Regions from separate parts of the Homo sapiens genome. Here region 2 is linked to region 1. Evidence: read pairs that join two places in POLR2A ChIA-PET (ENCODE). Cell type or tissue: HCT116. All regions are shown on one strand. Links, peaks and the distances in the headings refer to the core of each region. The heading gives the core; the rest is flanking DNA.

Region 1 (4,384 bases), core at 239-4,238:
AAACTCTGTCTCTACTAAAAATACAAAAATTAGCCAGGCATGCTGGCACATGCCTGTAATCCCAGCTACTTGGGAGGCTGAGGCAGGAGAATTCCTTGAACCTGAGAGGCGGAGGTTGCAGTGAGCCAAGATCGTGCCATTGCACTCCCGCCGTGGCGAAGAAGCAAAACTCTGCCTCAAAAAAAAAAAAAAAAAAGATAAATTTGGGGCAGGTCCTTGTCTATCAGAATTGAATGAAATGTTATTTTGACTTTTACTATGAATATAATTGGAGACTGGCCGGGCACGGTGGCTCACGCCTGTAATCCCAACACTTTGGGAAGCCAAGGCAGGCAGATCACTTGAGGTCAGGAGATCGAGACCATCCTGGCTAACATGGTGAAACCCCGTCTCTACTAAAAATGCAAAAAATTAGCCGGGTGTGGTGGCACTCACCTGTAGTCCAGCTGCTCGAGAGGCTGAGGCAGGAGAATGCCGTGAACCTGGGAGGCGGAGCTTGCAGTGAGCCGAGATCAAGCCACTGCACTCCAGCCTGGGTGACAGAGCAAGACTCTGTCTCAAAAAAATTATTATTATTGTTATTATTATATATATATATATTATATATATAATTGGAAACCAAAGTAAATAATTTCTACTTCGTCACCACCCAGGAGGAATGAAGATGAAGTATTTATTATCAGACACTCAAGTGAAGAAAAACTTTTTGGCCAGGCACAATGGCTCATGCTTGTAATCCCAGCACTTTGGGAGACTGAGGTGGGTGGATCACTTGAGTCCAGGAGTTAGAGACCAGCCTGGGCAACGCATCAAAAACCCATCTCTACAAAAAATACAAAAAATTAGCCAGGCATGGTTGTGTGTGCCTGTAGTCCCAGTTACTTGGGAGACTGAGATGGGAGGATCACCTGAGCCCAGGAGGTTGAGGCTGCAGCGAACTGTGTAAGGTGAGACCCTGTTTTTTTTGTTTTTGTTTTTGTTTTTTTTTAAAAGCCAGGTGCAGTGGCTCACACCTGTAATCCTAGCACTTTGGGAAGCTAAGGTGGGTGGATTGATTGAGTCCAGGAGTTCGAGACCAGCCTAGGCGACATAGTGAGACTATGTCTCTATGTAAAAACATTTTATTGATTTAAAATTTTTTGAAAAATTAGCCTAGTGTGGTGGCAGTGCCTGTAGAATCAAATCAGCTACTCAGGAGGCTGAGGCAGGAGGATCACTTGAGCCCAAGAGGTAGAGGCAGCAGTGAGCTGTGATCACACCACTGCACTTCAGCCTAGGCAAAAAACCAAGACACTGCCTCAAAAAAAAAAAAAAAAAAAAAAAAAAAAGTGGCCAGGCGCAGTGGCTCACACCTATAATCCCAGCATTTTGGGAGCCTGAGGTGGGTGGATCACCTGAGGTCAGGAGTTCGAGACCAGCCTGACCAACAGAGTGAAACCCCATCTCTACTAAAAATACAAAATTAGCTGGGTGTGGTGGCACATGCCTGTAATCCCAGCTACTTGGGAGGCTGAAGCAGGATGGGAGGCTGAGGCAGGAGAATTGCTCAAACCTGGGAGGCGGAAGTTGCAGTGAGCCGAGATCGTGCCATTGTACTCCAGCCTGGGCAACAAGAGTGAAACTCCGTCTCAAAAAAAAAAAAAAAAAAGAAAGAAAGAAAGAAAGAAAGAGAGGTGGGGCACGGTGGCTCACGCCTGTAATCCCAGCACTTTGGGAGGCCGAAGTGGGCGGATCACCTGAGGTCAGGAGTTCAAGACCAGCCTGGCCAACATAGCAAAATCCTGTCTCTACTGAAAATACAAAAATTAGTCGGGCGTGGTGGTGGGCACCTGTAATCCCAATTACGCGGGAGGCTGAGGCAGGAGAATCGCTTGAACCCAGGAGGCAGAGGTTGCAGTGAGCTGAGATCATGCCATTGCACTCTAGCTTGGGCGATAGAGCCAGACTCCATCTCAAAAAAGAAAAAAGAAAGAAAGAAAAAGAAAAGCTCTTCTTTCATTAACTAAACTTATAAAATAGTAAGATCTATGAAAAGAGAACCAATGGTAAAGAAAACTATTTAGAAGCCAAGTGTCTTCCCAAAACTAGAATATAAGGTTCCTAACTCCAGAAAAATCACTGTAACCATGTCTTCCTCATCTCCTTTGCAGCTAGGACTTTCTGGGAATGTTTAAATCTGGACCTAACTTGTGCGATTCAGAGTTCTGCAGGTTTGTCAGGGCAGAGTCAGGCCTGAATTAAGACCAGGACCCTCACCAAGGCTAACTGAGCTTCCTACTATTAGTTGTGAAATATTTGCTAAGCACCTTTGAGAGAAAACCATTAAGCCCACTGATGTCATGCATAGTAGACAACCTATACAAGGCATATGTGGTTTTTAATTTTTTTTTAAATGTTCACATTCAAAAGAAACATTTTCCAGAATCCTTGTGCCTAATAACTGTAATTACAGAAAATGTGGGGCAACTTTCAATAATTTCAAATTATTACCTTCGGCCAGGCGAGGTGGCTCACGCCTATAATCCCAGCACTTTGGGAAGCCGAGGTGGGTGGATCACGAAGTCAGGAGCTCGAGACCCGCCTGACCAACATGGTGAAACCCCGTCTCTACTAAAAATACACAAATTAGCCAGGCATGGTGGCACGCACCTGTAATCCCAGCTACTTGGGAAGCTGAGGCAGGAGAATCGCTTGAACCTGGGAGGCGGAGGTTGCAGTGAGCCGAGATCGTGACATTGCACTCCAGCCTGGGTGACAAAGTGAGACTCTGTCTGAAAAAAAAAACAAAAATTATTACCTTTGAGGGCCAGGTGCAGTGGCTCACACCTGTAATCCTAGCACTTTGAGAGCCCAAGGCAGGCAGATCACTTGAGGTCAGGAGTCTGAAACCACCCTGGTCAACATGTTGAAACCCCATCTCTACTAAAAATACAGAAGTTACCCGGGCGTGGTGGCGGGCACCTGTAATCCCAGCTACTTGGGGGGCTGAGGCAGGAGAATAGCTTGAACCTGGGAGGCGGAGGTTGTAGCGAGCTGAGATCACGCCACTGCCCTCCAGTCTGGGTGACTCAGCGAGACTCTGTCCCAAAGTAAATAAATAAATAAATAAAATTATTACCTGTGAGGCCAGGCACAGTGGCTCATGTCTGTAATCCCAGCACTTTGGGAGGCCAAGGCAGGAGGATCACTTGAGGTCAGGAGTTTGAGACCAGCCTGGCCAACATGGTGAAACCCCATCTCTACTAAAAATACGAAAAAATTAGGCCACACTCACGCCTATAATCCCAGAACTTTGGGAGGCTAAGGCGGGTGGATCACCTGAGGTCAGGAGTTTGAAACCAGCCTGGCCAACATGGTGAAACCCCGTCTCTACTAAAAATACAAAAATTAGCCGGGTGTGGTGGTGTGTGCCTGTAGTCCCACCTACTTGGGAGGCTAAGGCAGGAGAATCACTGGAACCTGGGAGGCGGAGGTTGCAGTAAGCCAGGATCATGCCACTGCACTCCAGCCTGTGTGACAGAGCGAGACTCTCTCTCAAAAAAAAAAAAAAAAAATCCTCTTCCTCCAAGGTTTAAAAATCATATAAATGTACCTTCCTCTCAATTATGCTGTGAACCTAAAACTGTTTCCTCAAAATAGTGTCTTTAAAAAAATCAAGAATACTATAGGCATGTTCTAGAAGAAAAATGTACAGGTTGCGGGCAGGAGACACCAAGCAAATCATTTCATATCTGGAGGCCTTCATTTATTGCTCCACAAGGTTAAGAGTTCAACTCACACCGGGGTCTATGAGCTAACCTCTCACCAGGGCATTCTGTTCAAACCTTGGGCCTCACTTTGTAAAAGTCCAGGAAATTACTCTCCCTTTCTGTTTGCACTCAGCCTCATGCCACGGGCCTCCTGGGCAGGTGCACTGCTGCTCCACCGGCACTCAACACATTTTTGCTAAAGGAATGGAAACACATACAAGCTGGGCACAGTGGCATGTGTCTGTAATCCCAGCTACTTGGGAGGCTGGGGTTGGGGGATCGCTCAACGCCAGGAGTCCGAGGCTGCAGTGGGCTGGGATCACACCTATGAATAGCCCCTGCCCTCCAACCTGGGCAATGCAGCAAGACCCTGTCTCTAAAAATTAAAAAAAAAGAAAAAAATAATAAACATATGAATAACTATGGCCGGGCACGGTGGCTCACGCCTGTAATCCCAGCATTTTGGGAGGCCGAGGTGGGCGGATCACCTGAGGTCCAGGAGTTTGAGACCAACCTGACCAACATGGTGAAACCCCATCTCTACTAAAAACGCAAAAATTAGCCGGGCATGGTGGCAGGCACCTGTAATCCCAGCTACTCAGGAGGCTGAGGCAGGAGAATCTCTTGAACCCGGG
Region 2 (4,384 bases), core at 140-4,139, 95 kb after region 1:
GAATAGCTGGAAAGGAAATGGGAGGGGAGGGATGGCCAGGCTACCCTGAGCTGAGGCCAGCGAGACACTCACACAACTTCCTTTCTCCACATCCCTGTCTAGTCCTATCTGTTCATCGATCCATCCATCCCTTCACCAACCCCCCTTACCCTACTCTTTGGCAAAGCCTGTGCGGGCTCTAAGAGTCTGCCCAGGAGGGCCTCCCAAGGCGGTGCAGGGAGAGAGAAGATAAATGGGCAATGATTACAGATGGGGGCGCAATGAGAGGGAAGCTCGAACCCTGCGGCTCTTGGAGTCAACGCCAAAATCCTAACCATGGCTGGAAGCCCCGTGAGACCCTGCCTGTCACTGTGACCTCTTCTTGTACCATCTTCCCCCAGCACCTTGGATTCTCTGTTCCCCCGGGTACACCAGGGCCTCACACATGCTGGCCTCTCTACCTGGCGTGTCACCCTCTTCCCTCCCGCTCACCTCAGGTTTAGCTCAAACCTCGCTTCCTCAGGAGAGCCTTAGCATCACCTCCGCCCCTCCTGCCAGCTCAGATCCCACTGCCTGTGCCTTCACAGCTTCTCTTAACAGTCTGGGGGCTATATTGATGAGATTCTTTGGTTAATCGCTGGCACACCCATGACTGTAATCCTCATAAAGCTAGGAACTGCTTCTATTTTTCTCACACCTCCGTCACAGTACCGGTTGGCATAGAGCTGCGGTCCCTGAACTCAGGAAGCTCAGTTGCAATAACGGAGAAGACAATTAACAAGTAAGCATACAGCAAACTTGTATCAATCGTGAAGGAAACATTACAGGGTGATGGGGTGGCAGAGGTCTTCCTTCCATAGGCCATCACGGATGGCCTCTTTGAGGAAGCAACATTAAAGCTCAGGCCAGAACGCCACTGTGCAACAAACCGGCACAGCACGTGCAAAAACCCAGAGGGGGGAAAAAGCATGTTCCCTCAGAGGAACAGAAAGAGCTTTAGGTCGGCACCAGCCAGACCACGTGGCCCACACAGGTTAAGAAGTCTGGTTTTTGTTTTAGAAGCTACCTGATAAAGCCACTGGAGGGAATGCAGTAGGTGTGGCGCCTATCGTGGGCGCGGCAGACATGATCGAATCTAAATGTCCTTAAAAGAACATTCTGGCACGTGGGTGGAGAACAGAAGCAGGGGCAAGAGGAGAAGGAGGGCAACCGAGTAGGAGGGCCTATAACAGCCCAGGTAAGAGCTGATGGGGGATGGACTAGGAGCAGAGGCGATGAGAAGGGGATGAGCTCACCTGGACAAGCAGGTGTGGACGGAAATGGGTTTGTCCTGGGTGAGAGTGTGGACAGAGGCGGGCTCACCCAAGGGAAGCGTGGACCAAGTTGGGCTCGCCCCGGGAGAGTGAGCAGGCAGAAGGGCGCCGCGTGGGTCCTCGGGACCCCGGAGCCTCAAGACCTGCGGAGCCTGGGGCCACGGGCCACCGGGGCTCACACCCAACCGTGCGGCCGCTCCTGGGGACCCCCGGCCGCCGCCAGCCCCCAAACACCTCCCGGCGATGCTGGCCGCCCCCGGTCTCGCGTTCCGGATCCCCTCACCTGCGTAGCACGGTGGGCTCGGGATACCGTCCTCCGGGTCCCGCGCCGCGAGCTTCGTCCTGCGCGCCACCATCTTGCCACCCGGGAGCGCGGGGGTCGCCGGGAGTTGCGGTTCGGCGCCGGCGCGAGCGCGTTTTTGTGGCGCCTGCCCCGCCCCCTCGCTCCAAGCCCGCCTCCCCGGCCCCGCCCGCCATGGCTCAACCTTCATCCGCTCAGAGGCAAATCAGCGCGCCAAAGTGGGAGTGAATGTCAGAGTCGACCCCGGCCAGTCACGAGTGCGAACTCAGCTTTCCACTCATGCATTCACACGTTGAATAGGCAGTGTGAGAGAAATCCAGGATGGCTGCTAGCTTTTCAGTCTGAGCAACTAAGAGGATGGTGTTGCCATTGACTGACATGGGTAGACTGCAGGAGAGGGGCCAGCTTAGGGAAAATCGAGTAGATCAGTTCTCTGTGGGCCGTGGTGAGATGCCCATTAGGCCACTCAGGGGAGATGTCAGGTGGGCAATCAGATATGAGACTCAATAGTCAACTATTTTTTTTTTTCTGCCGTCTCACTGTGTTGCCCAGGATGGAGTATAGTGGCATGATCACAGCTCACTGCGACCTCTGCCTCCTGGGCACAAATGATCCTCCATTTCAGGCTCCTGAGTAGCTGAGCTAATTTTTCGTTTTTTGTAAAGATAGGGCTTCACTATATTGCCCAAGCTGGTCTCGAACTCCTGAGCTCCAGTAATCTTCCTGCCTCAGCATCCCAAAGTGCTGGGACAAGAGGCATGAGCCACCATGCCAAACCGACAGTCAACTATTTTTTTTCTTTTGAGACAGAGCCTCGCTCTGTTGCACAGGCTGGAGTGCAGTGGCGTGATTTCACCTCACTGCAAACTCCGCCTCCCGGGTTCAAGTGATTCTCCTGCCTCAGCCTCCTGAATAGCTGGGATTACAAGCGCCCACCACCGCGCCCCTCTAATTTTTGTAATTTTTAGTAGAGACAGGGTTTTACCACGTTGGTTAGGCTGGTCTCAAACTCCTGATTTCATGCGATCTGCCTGCCTCGGCCTTCTGAAGTGCTGGGATTACAGGCGTGAGCCACCATGCTGGCCCCAATAGGCAACTTCAAATGTGGTGTCAAGGCTCCCAGAGAATGTTCCAGGCACAGGAAATGGAGAAGTGACCATCTTTAAAAGCCTAGGCACAGAAATGGCAGAGTCACATCTGGTCAAAGTAGTAACAGAGCACACTTGGGTTCAGGAGGGGCACAGGACCCCACCTTCTGGAGAGGAGTATCAAGTAATTTGCATCCCTGGTGGGGAGCAGTGGCTCATGCCTGTAACTCCAACACTTTGAGAGGCTGAAGCAGGAGGATCACTTGTGCCCAGGAGTTCAAGACCATCCTGGGTATCATAGCAAGAATCTGTCTCTATTTTTTAAATAATTAAGTTCCACCCCAAATGTTGAAATCCCTGCAAGATTAAAACCCTTGGCTGGGCGTGGTGGCTCACGCCTGTTAATTCCAACTTTGGGAGGCCGAGGCAGGCAGACCACCTGAGGTCAGGATTTCAAGACCAGCTTGTGCAACATGGTGAAACCTCATCTCTACAAAAATTAGCCAGACATGGTGATGCACGCCTGCAGTCCCAGCTAATTGGGAGGCTGAGGTGGGAGGATTACTTGAGTCTGGCTGCGGAGGTTGCAGTGAGCTGAGATAGTGCCACTGCACTCCAGCCTTGGCAACAGAGTGAGACTTTGTCTCAAAAAAAAAAAAAAAAAAAAAAAAAAGATAACTCAAAGGTAGGAATAACAAATGTTTATTCAGAAATGGATAAGTAATACATAATCACCCTTCATCTCTTAATGCCCCTTCCTCTCCTTCTGCACAGGAGACACAGATGGGTAACATAGAGGCATGGGAAGTGGAGGAGGACACAGGACTAGCCCACCACCTTCTCCTCCCGGTCTCCCAAGATGACTGCTTATAGAGTGGAGGAGGCAAACAGGTCCCCTCAATGTACCAGATGGTCACCTATAGCACCAGCTCCAGATGGCCACGTGGCTGCAGCTGGACTCAATGAAACTCTGTGACAACCAGAAGATACCTGCTTTGGGATGAGAGGGAGGATAAAGCCATGCAGGGAGGATATTTACCATCCCTACCCTAAGCACAGTGCAAGCAGTGAGCCCCCGGCTCCCAGTACCTGAAAAACCAGGTCCTACTGCCTTCTGGATGCTCTCTTGGGCCAGGAAGGGAAAAGTGTGGGAGGAATGTCTTCCAGCTGCTAACGAGAAGTCTGCACCCACTTGAAAGGGTTAGGAGAATAAAAAGCAGCATTCTTTAAAGAACTGCAAGTGGAGCACCACCAGGCCCCTTCCTTGGACTTTCCCGTCCTGGGCAGCCTCAGAGCCTGCACACTGAAGCTGGGTTCAAATCCTGGGTCCTTCCTGCCTGACAGACTGACCCCTGGAAACATGAGTCTCTGGTTTTTTTCACTGGGCTAGCCTCAAGCAAATCTTGGGAGCTCTTGAGTATCTTCGGCATGTGCCTTTTCCAGCACTTGCTACTGATTTTGCAGAGCTCCCAGAACCGTGCTCCCCAACTGGCTCCAGCTCTGCCAGCCTGGATTCTCTTCACTCCCAACCAGCAGGGGACCACTCAGTGACAACACTGGCCTGGTCATTCAGGGACTGCCTGGGCTCTGAAGTTTCGTCCCAACTGTCTGCGCCTATGCTGGGGAAACACCTTGCCTGGTAGAGCTGCCCTGCTCCCTTGACTCCTCCTCCTCTGCCAAGGCAGGAAAATAATCCTCTGGTC

Evidence for each region. Peaks named below come from ENCODE experiments on the same cell type or tissue, not always from the same donor. Only the 100,000 strongest peaks of a DNase experiment are listed, where the experiment ranks them.
Region 2: POLR2A ChIA-PET joins it to region 1 with 5 read pairs; 2 of 35 experiments call an interaction of 5 or more read pairs at or near these places.

Annotation. Positions count from the first base shown.
Region 1 is chr22:42,485,150-42,489,533 of GRCh38, forward strand. No RefSeq gene overlaps it. Among named protein-coding and RNA genes, the nearest start is that of RRP7A, 32 kb to the right of the region's middle. In HCT116, for the core only: no CTCF peak of the experiment used is centred there; no DNase peak of the experiment used is centred there.
Region 2 is chr22:42,580,354-42,584,737 of GRCh38, forward strand. POLDIP3 (DNA polymerase delta interacting protein 3) reads right to left here. Exons shown (of 9, transcript NM_032311.5): 9 at 3,368-4,384. It also overlaps the pseudogene RRP7BP. Among named protein-coding and RNA genes, the nearest start is that of SERHL2, 29 kb to the left of the region's middle. RefSeq lists a silencer at 1,421-1,630. In HCT116, for the core only: no CTCF peak of the experiment used is centred there; a DNase peak (open chromatin) is centred at 1,738; H3K4me3 peaks cover 1,904 bases; H3K27ac peaks cover 1,716 bases.